3 separate regions of the Homo sapiens genome follow, and all the other regions are linked to region 1. The links are chromatin loops, found by intact Hi-C in ENCODE. Cell type or tissue: endothelial cell of umbilical vein. All regions are shown on one strand. Links, peaks and the distances in the headings refer to the core of each region. The heading gives the core; the rest is flanking DNA.

The links. Peaks named below come from ENCODE experiments on the same cell type or tissue, not always from the same donor. Only the 100,000 strongest peaks of a DNase experiment are listed, where the experiment ranks them.
Region 2: it touches region 1 in a loop (2.9-fold over the local background); 1 of 110 quality-filtered maps calls a loop at or near these places.
Region 3: a loop joins it to region 1, with 2.8 times the contacts of the local background. A loop is called at or near these places in 1 of 110 quality-filtered maps.

The regions. Positions count from the first base shown.
Region 1 is chr4:150,304,085-150,309,089 of GRCh38, reverse strand. The region is part of intron 52 of LRBA (LPS responsive beige-like anchor protein); the gene reads left to right. Among named protein-coding and RNA genes, the nearest start is that of DCLK2, 230 kb to the right of the region's middle. In endothelial cell of umbilical vein, for the core only: no CTCF peak of the experiment used is centred there; a DNase peak (open chromatin) is centred at 2,889; H3K27ac peaks cover 2,430 bases.
Region 2 is chr4:150,480,509-150,485,513 of GRCh38, reverse strand. The region is part of intron 42 of LRBA (LPS responsive beige-like anchor protein); the gene reads left to right. Among named protein-coding and RNA genes, the nearest start is that of LRBA-AS1, 96 kb to the left of the region's middle. In endothelial cell of umbilical vein, for the core only: no CTCF peak of the experiment used is centred there; a DNase peak (open chromatin) is centred at 2,743; H3K27ac peaks cover 901 bases.
Region 3 is chr4:150,376,856-150,381,860 of GRCh38, reverse strand. All of the region lies in intron 47 of LRBA (LPS responsive beige-like anchor protein), which reads left to right. Among named protein-coding and RNA genes, the nearest start is that of LRBA-AS1, 200 kb to the left of the region's middle. In endothelial cell of umbilical vein, for the core only: no CTCF peak of the experiment used is centred there; a DNase peak (open chromatin) is centred at 2,230; H3K27ac peaks cover 810 bases.

The sequences.
Region 1 (5,005 bases), core at 434-4,433:
ATACCTGTATAGGGCACTTCCCATGAATGAAGCTTGCAGGACTGGAAGTTGCGCTGGGTGAGTCAGTGAGTGAGCAGTGAGTGAATGTGAAGGCCTAGGATATGACTGTACACTACTGTAGACTTTATAAAACTCTGTACACTTAGACTACACTAAATTTGTTTTTAAAATTTTTTCTTTACTAATAATTGGCTTACTGAAGCTTTTTTACTTTATAAACTTTTTAATGATTTTAAGCTTTTCAATTCTTGTAATAACACATAGCTTAAAACACAAACACATTGTACAACTGTACAAAAATATTTTCTATATATCCTTATTGTATAGGTTTTTTTCTATTTTAAAAAATTTTTAGAAAACGAAGACAAAAACATATAAGTTAGGCTAAGCCTCCATAGGGTCAGGATCATCAATATCACTGTCTTCCACCTCCACATTCTTGTCCCACTGGAAGGTCTTCAGGGGCAAGAACACGCATGGAGCTTTCATCTCCTGTGATAACACTGCCTTTTGGAATACCTCCTGAAGGGTTTGCCTGTGCCTATTTTAGAATCAACTTTTTCTTTTTATAGGTAGAAAGACTACACTTTAACAATAAAAAGTATGGGATAATAAGTACATAAACCAGTAACAGAGTTATTTATTATCAAGTATTATGCACTATACATAATTGTATGTGCTGTATCTTTATACATCTGGCAGTGTAGTAAGTCCATTTAAACCAGCACCACCACAAACGTGAGTGATGCATTGCACTACAACGTTACCACAGCTATGATGTCAATAGGTGACAGGAATTTTTCAGCTTCATTATAATATCATGGGACCACCATCATATATGTGGTCCATCGTTGACCAAAAAGTTGTGTTATAAAGCTCATGACTGTATATTATGACAGTAGATATTTCAGCTGGAACAAAGGCCTACATATATCTTTATTTAATGTTGTAGGAATTGAAAAATCTTTTAAATTAAAATTTCTAGTTATTTGAATGCTTTATGGTAAATCATCTTTCAGTCTTATTAATAATCTTTATAAAATGTTTGAGTCCATACTCCTGCCTTAATATAGTTTATAGAACAATTAATTTTTGGTTATTCAAGGAGTTTGTTCTTGAACATCTTTTTAATCTTTATTGTTTGTTATATGGAATTGATGACATGGTTTTCTTATAGTTTGCATCTTTATTCTGTAGGTGTAGGAAAGAAAACATCACCATTCAAGCCTTTTTGATTATTTGGGCTTTTACTAGATGTTTAAGTCTATGGGGTGGATTACTATTGAACCTAAACACTCCTCTTTGAGTCTTGGACATGTCTTTTTTTTCTGCCTATTTTAAAGAAGACAGTTGGAGACAGTATAAGAGACAGTTGGAGTACAGTGGCACAGTTACAGTTCACTGCAACCTCAAACTCCTGGCCTCAGGTGATCTCCTCCTGCGTCGGCCTGCCAAGTAGCTGGGACCACAGGCACATGCCACTACACCCAGCTATTTCTTGTTTTTTTTGCTTTTTTTTTTTTTAAATTTTTATAGAGACAGGGTTCTCACTCTGTTGTCCAGGGTGGTCTTAAACTCCTGGAGTTTTTCTCAAATATTCTTTTGGACTTCATATTGTTTTTCCATATATTTTTTAAGTGATTAAAACATTTTTAAACATGAAAATGAATTTTACACTGTAATATAGAACTAATAGAACTGTAAACCACTCTTTTTGGTTTACAGTGCAAACCATAGAGTAATTCACCACCACCACAATCAAGGTGCAGAGCGCCCCCAAATACCCTGTGCCACCTACTAGAAGTCAACTTTTTACCCCACCCTCAACCTCCTGGCAACAACTAATCTGTTCCTCATCTTTAGTTGTGCCTTTTTCAGAATGTCATATAAATGGAATCACAAACCATGTCAATCTTTGGTTTTGACATTTGAGTGTTTTTAGTTTGTTGACATTCTATATTATTGTTTTTTAAAGACACTCAGTATTAACATTTGTAAAGTAAAGCTAACTTCACTTTCATATAACACTAATAATTAAAATCCTATATTCACACAATTTTATAGAATTTATAAAATTCTCTCACATACTAGATATTGTTTCAGTCTCACAATAATCCTGTGAAGTAGACAGGTGTCTTATCCCCATTTTTCAGATAATAAAACTGAGGTTTAGAGAGATTATGTAATTCGTTGAAATGTATGTAGCTAATAGTGACAGAAGTAGGCCTTGGACCTAGCTTTTTAAATTTTAAATGTAGCACACTTTGTGATCATAGCATGTTGTCTCATCTAGGTGTTACCAGTCAGTCACTGATTTTTTTGGGAAAATGCTGTAATTTGTAACACTAAGTTCCTAGTATGTTTGCCATGTTACATTAGACTTAATAAACCTGATGTCATTCTTTTCCCTCTTTCAAAATACCTTCTAATGTCTTTAAAAATGTGTGTGTTTGTGTGTATAAAACGTACAAATAAGGAATAGCCTTAAACTTCATTTCAGTGGGACTGACTTAGCTTGTGAAATAAAAATATTTATACTTACCAGAAAAGTTGTATAAAAAAAATCTCAAACGATAGTCCTGGTGTCTTTCTTAATATCTTGTATAAAAACTCTGATGCTAGTTTTATTTAAAATAATTTCAGTTAAGGTAAATATGTGTCTGTGATTTTACAACAATAGGAATATTAAATATTTTTTCTTAAGTTTAGCACAGAATCAAGGGAAAATCATATGATCAGTAATATATAATGGCAAAGCTAACACAAGTGTTAAATTCAATTATATTTTAGCACACAAGCCAAAAAAAAAAATCCTTCTCTTATTAGATTGGGGAGGAGGGAGGAGAAACATGGATTGTAACAGGAAATTCTTTAAACATAAATCATGTTTTCGGGCCACAACCAGAACAGCAGAGGCAACAATAAAACCTTCCCCTGGCAGTCGGAATTATTTTCAGGCCACATTTTAGATTCAGTGGTGCAGAGTCCTGAGCTTGAATTTTTTTATTTGTAGCACAGCTGTCAAATAAAACATTAACTAGAAAATTTGTTCTGTCAAAAAAGGGATATTCTAGTGCTTGTGGTAATATTTGATATTAGTGTGTGGAGAGGTGGACTGGTATTAAAGGAAACAAAAAATAAAGGTTGAGGAACACTTATAAGATTATCAGAAAATAATTTACCAAAAAGAGCAGCAGGTATTTATATGCTGTGATTTATTTAGGAGGAGTGAACCTCAACCTTATAGCAATAACAAATATTGCTGAGGAAGGCTGCCAGAACAGGAAAAAGTAAACTTAAAAAAATAATGTTTTCCAGAGTTGAGCCCAAAGTATAAATTGTAAAGAATAAAGTTAATTTGTGTTAACATATAAAACCCTTTAGATGTAACTGCTTAAATGTCACTCTCTCATTTAGATCTTCCCTGACACCCAGTGTAAATTTGTTCTATCTTGTTATTGTCATTAATCCAACCTTGTTCTTTTATAATACTCATCCCTATTCATAATTATATACCAGTCTGGGTTTGTTTAATGACTGTCTGCCCCACAAGACTGTAAAGGCTATGAGGGCAGGGACCATGTCTATTTGTTCACCACTGTATACAGGTAAGAAGGCCTAATGCTTGGCACTTAATAGGTGCTAAGTATTTGTTGAATGAAAACTAATTGTGATAACTTTTTGGAAAACAATCAAAACACTAAAAATTTTGAAAAGGAACCACCATGACTGAATGTATGTTTCCTTACACTGACATTGGAGAAACAGAGCAGTGACTTCAACTCATGAGAATTACCATGTGACTCTTGTAAAACTCTGCCCCTATATTTAATCCATCCCACCTTTACAGCTACATTTTTTCCCTTTGTCCTCACATGAGTTGGAAATTAAGTTACCAAGTGAATAGCTGTTCTTTGCAAGCCTCCTACTGCACTAAGAACACCTGGGTTTCCTCTATGTCGTCTACCTCAAGTACCTGGTTAGTTATTTCACTCCTCCTCACTCCTACAACCCACTGATTGTTGGGTTTCAAATCTGAAATAAGCCTGCCCATACATAATCTATTTAAATCACACCTATATTTTATGTGCTCTCAGCATTTAGGCATAGGCTAAAGCAGAAGTCATATATATACTCTATGATCACATCACTATATGATGTATTCATGATGTATGATGTATATATGATGTATTTCTTTCAGTAGTTAAAATACATGGATTTAACCTTTGATTTTCTAGTTATTAATAAGACTGCTTTCAGCTACCTAACTTTTGTCTTATCCTATGTAAGGCCTGCGTGTAATCTGATCCCCGCCAGTTTACCACTGAACCTCCACATTCTGTTTGTCATGTAAATTGGAAATGAAGTAAAAATTATTATATATTTCACATTTAATTTGCTCAATTTTTTTTAGTTCTTGAAGGTCTTGGATTCTTTTTTATTCTTTATTGATATAAGCTTATTTTTTAATGAAATGTTTTGGTGTCAACTTAAAAGGCTGAAGAAATTCAAAAGTGAACATCTTGAACATTTAGCAGCTAGAGACACTTGCTTTGAAGTCTGCTCTCCCTTAATCACAGGAGAAAAAAAGTACTATATTAGTTTTGCAACTTGAGATTGAAGTGAATCTGATTTTAAATTTATTAGAAGTAGGCTATATGCAAGACTGCCACTCATGAATGAAAACATGTATTTGACTTTTCCATCTGATTTAGATAATATTTCAGAATTTTATTTCTAAATTTTCAGCCTTCATAATAAGCCTTAGATTTATTAAAATCAAGAATTTTAAAAATTTAATGTAAATATTATCTTATATTTATTATCTTGAAAAGTTAAATACACTTGATATGCCAGTACTTGGGACCTTAACCTTTTAAGAAGTTTACAATGTATTACGGGTTAAACACATAACCTATTTAGGCATATTAATTTAATTTTCAGCTTAGTAGCCTTTTTTTCTTGAACATCGGAATTATATTTTATAATCGAAATATAAAAACTT
Region 2 (5,005 bases), core at 688-4,687, 180 kb before region 1:
ACCCTGATGACTTCATTTTAACTTGAAAATATTCTCTCTGCAAATTGTTACATTCTGAGGTACTGGGAGGTAGCTCTTCAATATATAGCTTTTAAGGAGTCATAAGTCAACCCATAACAATTATCAAATTACCACACAAAGCATTATATTATCAGAGGAAAAAGTGACATATCATAATGATAAAAGAGCCAGTTCATCAAGGTGATGATCTTAAATTTACATACATCTAAAAATAGAGCTTCAAAATTCATAAGACAAAAGTGGATAGAAGTGGAATGAAATATAGACAGCCTCTCCCTGTTATGTCAGTAATTTAGAGAACAGGTAGACAAAAAATCAGTAAGCATACTGAAGACTGGAACATTATTAACCACCTTGATCTGTGTCACATGTATAAAACATTTTAGTCAATTGCACAAAATACATTCATTTTAAATACACGTAGAACATTTATCACGTTGACCATATTCAGCCCTAAAATAAGTCTCAAAATGTTTAGAAAGATTGAGATCTTGGATCTCTGGTTAATTACAAACCAGAAATCAGTTACAGAAAGGTTTTTGGAAAATCTCTTGAGATTTGGAAATTAATGCGCTTCTACATAAAACATGGGCCAAAGATGAAATTAGAAGAGATATTAGAAATATTCTACTAATTGAAAATAACAGCACAACCTATAGAAATGTTTAACATGAAGATAAAGAAGTGCCTAATGTAGAATTATAGCATTAAATGATTTTATTTAAGAAGGGAGAGGGTAAGGGGGAGGGGAGGAGGAGAGGATCATTGCCTAAAATCAATGATCTTAGCTTCAATCTGAAGAATGTGGGAAAAAAGAGAAGCACATGTAGTCAAAGTAAGCTGAAGAAAGAAAAAAATAATAAAAATAAATGATAGAGAAAAAAATCAGTGTAATGAAAAGCTGTCTCTTGACAAGATTAATAAATGTATTAATAGTAAATATCTAGCAAAGATGCAGAAAGAGAAGACACAAATTAAAAATATTAAGAATAAGGGAGGGAACATCACTACAGATATTAAAAGAAAAATAAAGAAATATTATGAACAAATTTATGCTACTAAATTAGACAACTTAGATGAAATAGATTTCTTGAAAGGCACAAGCTATCAAATATCACTAATGAAGAAATGGTTAATCTTAATAGTTCTACAAAGGAAATTGAATTGTAGTAAAAGACCTTACCTCAGAGAAAACTTGTAGTTCAGATGAATTCTATCAAATGTTTAATGAAGAAATAATACCATTTCTACACAAACTCTTGCAAAAAATAGAAAAGGAGGTTAAATTGCCAAAAACATTATATGAGACCAGCATTACCTGAACACCAAATGCATACAAAGGCCTTTCAAGAAATAGGAACTGCAGACATCCTGATTGGAAAGGAAGAAATAAAATAGTCATTTTAGCATACCTTCTTGAATGTTTATGTGGAAAGTCCCAGGGAATCTATGAGGAAAAAAACAGCAACAACAACAACTGTTAGAACTAATAAATGAGTTTAGCTGTTCATAGCATACTGGGTCAGTATATAAAACTCAATTTTATCCCTGTATGCTAGCAATGAACAATCAGAAATTGAAATTAAAACTAGTGTTTAAATACTATCAAAAAATAAATACATATAGATAAATTTGAAAATGTATTTATAAGACCTACTCACTGAAAGCTATAAAACTGTTTTGGAGAATTAAAACTTAAAAATGGAGAATTGTACTATACTACGCTCATGGATTGGAAGACTCAATATTATTAAGATGTCAGTTTTCTCCAGAATTGATCTGAGGTCCAAAGCAGCTCTATCCAAAATCTGAGCAGGCTTTTTCTTTCTTTCTTTCTTTTTTAAAGAAATTGGCAAGATGGCCAGGCATGGTGGCTCACACCTGTAATCTCAGCACTTTGGAAAGTCCATGTGGGAGAATCACTTGAGCCTAGGAGTTCAAGACCAGTCTGGGCAACATAGGGAGACCCCATCTCTATTTTTTTAACTTAAAAAAAGGAAAAAAGAGAAATAGACAAGCTGATTCTAAAATTTAAGTGAAATTGTAAATATCCAGAATAGTTTAAACAATTTTGAGAAAAAAAAACAAAAGACTTAATATAAAATTACATTCATTAGGATAGCTTGTTATTTAAGGATAGACTCATATAAACCAATGGACTGTAACAGAGTCCAGAAATAGACTCAAACATATATGATCAATTTGATTTTTGACAAAGATGTCAAGGTATGCCCAGGGGGGAAAATGATCTTTTTAACAAATGATGATGAACAATTGGTTATCCATATCCAAAAAGAAAAAGAACCTCACCCCTTAATTTTACATATAAATTAACTCAAAATGTAACAGAAAAAAACGTAGTGTAGACAAACGTAAGTGCTAAAAGTAGAACTTCTTGAAAGAACACATAGGAGAAAAATCTTTGTGACCTTGAATTAGGTAAATATTTCTTTAGATCTTTAATTGATTTCATTAAAATAAAAAACATTTGCTTTGAAATGCCAACTCTTAAGAAAATGAAAATATACGCCAGACTGGATTAAAGTATTTGTTCAACTTATGTGTGATAAAGCACTTACATCCAGGATATGTAGGAAACATACTATATAACAAGATAAGCTTGCTACAAAAAAAAAATGTAAGTTTTGAACAGATACTTCAACAAAGAATAGATATAGATACCGAATAAACACATGAAAAGATGCCAAACATCATTAGTCATCTGAGAAATGCTGATTAAAACAACAGTGTGATCCCATGACATACCTATTCGAATAACTTTTTAAAAATCTAACAATACCAAGAGCAGTATACAAGGCAACTGGAACCTCACATGTTGTTGATGGGGAAGTAAAGTGGTACGACTTCTTTGTAAACAATTTGGCACTTTCATATAGAATTAACCATACACTTTCCCATACATCCTAGGAGTCTCACTCTAGGTCTCTTACCCTAGAGGAATGAAAATATATGTTCATGCAATGACTGCTTCATGAATATTTATAGCAGCCATATTCATCACAAAAATTGGAAATAACCAAGATGGTTATCAACTGGTAAATGGACAAACTGTGATAAATCCATACAATGGAATCTATATAGTACTTAGTAATAAAAAGGAGTGAAGCACTAATACATGCAACAACACAGATGAATTTGAAAATATTATACTAGGTGTACAAAGCCAAAACAAAAGGCTGCATGTTGTATGATTCCATTTATATGACATTCTGGAAAAAGCATAGCTGTTAGGGACAGAAAACAGAGCAATGATTGCTAGGAGCTATGGGAAAAGAGGAAGAATTGCATACAAGGGAGAATAAAAGGAACTTTTGGGGATCATGGAAATATTCCATGTCATAATTGTTCTTACATAAGCCTCTATGTTTAGAAAACTCATTATATTGTACACCTAAAAATAATGAATTTTTCTCTATGTAAATTATTCTTCAACAAACTTGATTTTCAAAAACAACAACAAAGAATGTGTAAAGTTAATGAGGATGTATAGGTTAGGAACTTAATGTATATCATACTAATTCCACTCTTAGGCATTTATCAAGAGTAATGAAAACATACATATTCACATTTACTTTTAAGCAAATATTAATAGCAGTTTTATTCCAGTCTCAAATTGTAAACATTTCTGATGTCCATCAACTGTGAGTGGCTAAACAGATTGCAATACCTGTATTCACTGGAATAAATGAAATACCACTCAGAAATAAAAGGGAAATGACTACTGGTACATGCAACAACATGGATGAATTTCAAAAGTGTTATGCTAAATGAAAGAAATTAAACATTACGGGCTCCATACATCATAGCCATAGGCCATGGTTTTATTTATATGAAATTACTGAAAAAGCAAAACTACACAATGACAGAAAGCAGATTATTGGTTACCAGGGGCCAAGAGTTGGGGCAAGGGAATTAGCTGCAGAGGGTTATGAGGGACCTTTTAGAGTGTATCTTGGTTGTGGTGGTGGTTACAGAAACATATATATATATTCAAATCTCATCAAATTGTACACTTAAGTTTGATAAATATTATACATTTAATATAATGTATTAAATTATATCTCTTCCTCAAGAAACCACAAATAGTGCTCCCATGTGATCCAGAGTTCCCACTACTGGGCATCTATCCACACGAAAGGATATCAGTACATTGAAGAGACATCTGCACCCACCATGTTTATTGCAGGACTGTTCACACTAGCAAAGAGATGGAATCAGTGGTGTTCAGCAACAGATAAGTGGATAAGGAAAAGGTGCCATATATACACAATGGAATACTATTCAGCCATAAAAAAACATGGAATCTTGTCATTGGTGGCAGCATGGATGGAACTGCAGGACATTATATTAAGTGAAATAAGCCAGGCACAGAAAGTTAAACACTGCGTGTTCTCACTCATATGTGGAAGCTACCAAAAGGTTAATCTCCATATGAGTAAAAAGTAGAACAGTGGATACTCGAGGATCAAAAGGGTAGTGGGGAGGGAGAGATGATAGGGAGAGATTTGTTAAAGTATACAAAATAAGAGCTGGACTGAGGAATAAATTCTAAAGTTCTATATAACACTGTAGGATGACTAGAGTTAGCAGTAATACAGTTTCAAATAGCTAGGAGGAGGATTTTGACTGTTGCTAACACAAGTAAATGATAAATGTTTTAGATAATGGGTGTCCTAATTACCTGATCTGATCACTATGTCTTATGTATATCACATCACTGCGTACACCATAAATATGTACAATTATTACATCTATGTAAAACTGTTTAAATAAATATAAAAAATTAATTATATTCCAATCACAATTATTGAAAGATAAGCTTTCTAAGCATATTTAAAAATATCTAAGCCAAAAGTGCTTATTACATCTGTACATGTGATGCTGTTTTAAAAAAGTGTTTATTACAATCATTTTAGTATGTGCTATAGCATTATTTAATATACACATGATAAATCTGAAACTT
Region 3 (5,005 bases), core at 688-4,687, 73 kb before region 1:
ACAACCACTAGCAAAAAGACAGACAATAACAAGTATTGGTTAAGATATGTAAAAACTGTAACCCTCAGGCATTACTCTTGGGAATGTAAAATGGTGCACATTCTTTACATTGAGTTACCGTGTGACCCAGCAATTCCACTCTTGGTTATATGTATATCCAAGATAATTGGAAACATATCCATACAAAAACATATTCATTAATGTTTATAGCAGCATTAGTCATAGTAGCCAAAAAGTAGAAACAACCCAAATGCCTACCAAATAATTAATAATGGATTAACACAATATGGTGTATCCATATGCTGAAGATTATTCAGCCATAAACAGAAGTGAAATAGTGAGACATGCTACAGCATGAACCATGAAAACATGATGCTAAGTTAAATAATCCAGACATAAAAGCCACATATTGTATGATTCCACTTATACAAAATATCCAGAATAGACAAATCCATAGAAATACAGAGTAGATTAGTGGTTGTCAGGGTGTGAGGGTGAGGGAAATGGGAGTGAGTGCCATATAGGTACGGAGTTTCTTTTTGGTGTGATGAAAGGGCTCTGAATTTAATGGTGATGTTTGCACAGCTTTGTGATAATACTGAAAACCACAGAATTGTACACTTTAAAGGATGAATTCTGTGGTATGTGAGTTATATTTAAATGTTGAAAAAGAAGCCACACTTGTCATTTTAATTCAAAAATTGTATGAAGGAATTTAAGTGGTTTTAAAAAATTCAGTAGTTTTGAAGTGTAAATCATGTAAGTGCCTTTATGGAGAGACCACTTAAATTCGGCTTGTTGAACTATTTCCTAAGGAATATTAAATAGTTCTAAGTTAAAAACAAAATATACTTTTTTTTTTTTTTTTTTTTTTTTTTGAGATGGAGTTTCGCTCTTGTTGCCCAGGCTGGAATGCAATGGTGCAATCTTGGCTCACTGCAACCCCCGCCTCCCCAGTTCAAGTGATTCTCCTGCCTCAGCCTCCCAAGTAGTTGAGATTACAGGCACCCGCCACCTCACCTGGCTAATTTTTTTTTTTGTATTTTTAGTAGAGACGGGGTTTCACCATGTTGGTCAGGCTGGTCTTGAACTCCTGATCTCAGGTAATCCACCCTCCTCAGCCTCCTAAAGTGCTGGGATTACAGGTGTGAGCCACTGCACCTGGCCTAAAACAAAATATACTTAATTTAGAAAAATAAACAAGAGAAAATAATAAGTAGACATCTTCTTTTCCTTTTATATTGCTAATGTGTGCATTCTACATAAACTGCAATTTTTTTTTTTTTAGTCAGTAATTCTCATCTCAAACTTTTAGTGTTCCAGTGTTTGTTTAAAATGCAGATCCCAGGGCCCTACACCATACTTATTAAAATTGGTTCTGGTGGTTTCTGGAATAAGCCCTGGAATAACTCCCTAGGTGATCCTGATGTAGGTGGGGTTCAAATCTCTTGCCTTAGTTGGCATATTTTAAATTTGCTTTATTTCAAGAGGAAAATGATAGTGGGGAAAGAAAAATTCTTAACTGCTAAGAATTAGTTCACAGGTGCTTTGTAAATATTATTCAGAATACAGTTGAGTGATCCCTGTTGTTCTAATGCTGGTGTTGACCCTGCGCCATTGAGGAGTAGAGTTGTGATCATTAATTGTTTTTTGTTTTTATTTTGTTTTGTTTTGTTTTTTTGAGACAGAGTTTCACTCTTGTTGCCCAGGCTGGAGTGCAATGGCGTGATCTCGGCTCACTGCAACCTCTGCCTCCTGGGTTCAAGTGATTCTCCTGCCTCAGCCTCCCGAGTAGGTGGGATTACAAGTGTGTGCCACCATACCTGGCTAATTTTTTTTTTTTTTTTTTTTTTTTTTAGTAGTAGAAATGGGGTTTCTCCATGTTGGTCAGGCTGGTCTTGAACTCCTGACCTCAGGTGATCCTCTCACCTCGTTGTCCCAAAGTGCTGGGATTACAGGCATGAGCCATTGCACCCAGCCATTAATTCTTTGTTGTTGTTTTCCTATGTATGGAGTTCATGGTTTGCTTTCTATTTGGCTTCATAAATACTGCCTCGGCAATATAATATTTCATGATATGTGGATAGTGTTAAAACAAAGCCAAGAAGTCCAGCATATCTTCCTAGAGTTAGTAATAGTGCAGCAGAAGATGTTATTCACAAAGAAAATAGCACTATTCATTTGTCATCAGGATGTATGCTATGAGTTATTTCCTGTAATGATGATAGTTTTTTGTTTTTTGAACCATCTCCAGTATAATTCCCTTTTCAACTAATAGCATAGATGTGTGACCCTTTGCTGAGATCAGGGACCTGTCTTTGACCATGAAATGTACTTTTCTCAATGTGAACCCAGCTGGGCTCTATGGGATTGAACCTATAACCTGACTCATTATTGCTGTCTTCTATCCATTTTAACCAACCAGCATTCTTTTTTTTCTAATACAAACTTGATATTTAAATTTGTATCTGCTGGTGATATTTCTAATTATGGAATTTTTGTATATAGGAATTTAATGATGAATTCTGATCTGCTTTTTTTTTTTTTTTTTTTTTTTGAGCTAGAGTTTCCCTCTTGTTGCCCAGGCTGGAGTGCGATGGCGTGATCTCGGCTCACTACAACCTCTGCCTCCCGGGTTCAAACGATTCTCTGGCCTCAGCCTCCCAAGTAGCTGAGATTACAGGTGCCCGCCACCACACCTAGCTAATTTTTGTATTTTTAGTAGAGGCAGGGTTTCACCATGTTGGCCAGGCTGGTCTCGATCTCCTGACCTCAGGTGATCCACCTGCCTTGGCCTCCCAAAGTGCTGGTATTACAGGCGGCATGAGCCACCATGCCTGGCCTGATCTGCTATTTTAATGTAGTGGCTTATTGTTAGTGTCTTTTATTAATGGGTAAATTAATACAATAGTAAGAATATATAACAAATTATTATTACATAAATAATAGTATAAAATAGCTAAGAAATCATTTTAGTGAATTTATATTCTGAATCTATCATTTTTTTTCTGTTCCCTGAGTGATTGCTAAGGTACATACTAGTCATAGTCATAACATTATTGTCATTCGATTTGAAGACATTTGTTTGTGCTCTTGCTTTCATCATGTGGTTATGGCAGGCTTTCTCTACATTACCTGTATGTTTAACTTACCTTTGGATGGTAGCTATGAGTTCTGTTTACCAGAGCTGTTTTGGCTCTTCTTTACCTGTCCACAGAGCAGCCTAACACCTTTACTTACAATGTGATTCCGTCTCTGATGCATATGAGTTGCTCGTGCTGTTTCCCAGCATTTTACATCCTGAAGTTGTTTTTAGTATCTGGACTTCCTTTTAAGAAAATTGACCTGGAGAGTTTACATTTATTTACATCCTTACACAATTAACATCTTTGAAATTATAGCACTTTAAAAATAATAAAAGCCATTAATAAAAGTATTTTTCATTTTCATCTGGAAACATGATTTACTTGCGTACAGAAGAAATAGAGGCTGTGAATGACTATAAACAGTTTATGAAAAGCAGCAGTTATTATTGTGTACCTTTTAGAGATAGCTGTCTAGTTCAGCAGACAGCAGTAAATGAGAAAAAAAATTCTTAACATTTCCTACCTTGAGGAGGGGTATTATACTCAATGGAGTACAAAAACCAAATTGGCAGGTAGTCAGCTATTATCTGTCAATCACTTATACATAAGAAGTAAGGGATCATGCTAATTAGTAAAATATCTATTTACGTCTGATGAACATAATTTTGAATGCTATTCAGAATGACAAGATATGGGACATTTAAGAAGGCATGCAAAGTCAGGTGATTATCAAGTGACCAAATATAGGTTTACCTGGTATGGGTATGGGTACCAACAAGGACAAGGCATTTTTTTTTTTTTTTTGAGACAGAGTCTCACTCTGTCCCCCAGGCTGGAGTGCAGTGGCATGATCTCCGCTCACTGCAACCTCCCCTTCCCAGGTCCTCAGCCTCCCAAGTAGCTGGGATTACAGGTGCCTACCACCATGCCTGGCTAATTTTTTGTATTTTTAGTAGAGATGGGATTTCACCATGTTGGCAAGAAAAACAAAACAAAACAAATAAATAAATAAATTGGTATAAAAAACATTTAAAACAAGTATGATAGACTCCAGGCTCCTATAAATGAGGCATTGATTTATAATCATGGTTAATTTTTTATATTAATTATAAAGTATATTATAAAACCTGACCTATGATCTCCTAAGTGGGTACATGTCTTATGGAAAGCTGGAGTTCTTAGAAAGACTTGTAGTAGTCAGTTAAAGGGTATGAGTTTCTCCTCCCCCACTTCTAGAATTAAAACAGTCCTCCATTTCTAAGGACTTTTAATCAAATCCTACTTTGCTTTAGCTGCTGCATAGTATAAGGGTCCTTTAATTTACTTGGTAGACATGTTTACTGCAAATGATATAGTTTTATGAGTGTTACCTTAAATGCTTAATCACAGATCCAGGTTTTCATGTGCAAAGCATTGCATAAACGAATACAGTTGCTTCTCCAGAGTGTTTTTGCTTTTGCCTCTTCCATGTTTGAAAGCCTAGGTCCAGTTTCTGTGTAGATTTTAGACTACTTGCTTATACTTTTAAATCCTAAATCTATATAAGGGACAGACCTGTGGATATGAATTCCTAGGGGAAGTTTTCCTATCCTAAGCCCAAGTCAAGACTAAGAGCTTCTTTTTTTTTTTTTTTTCCATTATTTTTATGGAGATGGGATCTTGCCATGTTGCTCAGGCTGGTCTTGAACTCCTGGACTCAGGTTATCCCCGACCTTGGCCTCCAAAGTAGTAGGATTACAGGCATGAGTCACCACACCCAGCCTCTTTTTCTTAAGTCCTGACTGGTAGGTAGATTCCCCTCACTCCCACCCCGACCTTTTCCCTGTGGGCATGGTTTCTTTGAGGGTCCCAGGTTTATATATAGGGAAATTTCACTTCCACCAACCTAAAAGAGGAGCCAAGGTCTCATCTACTTTTTC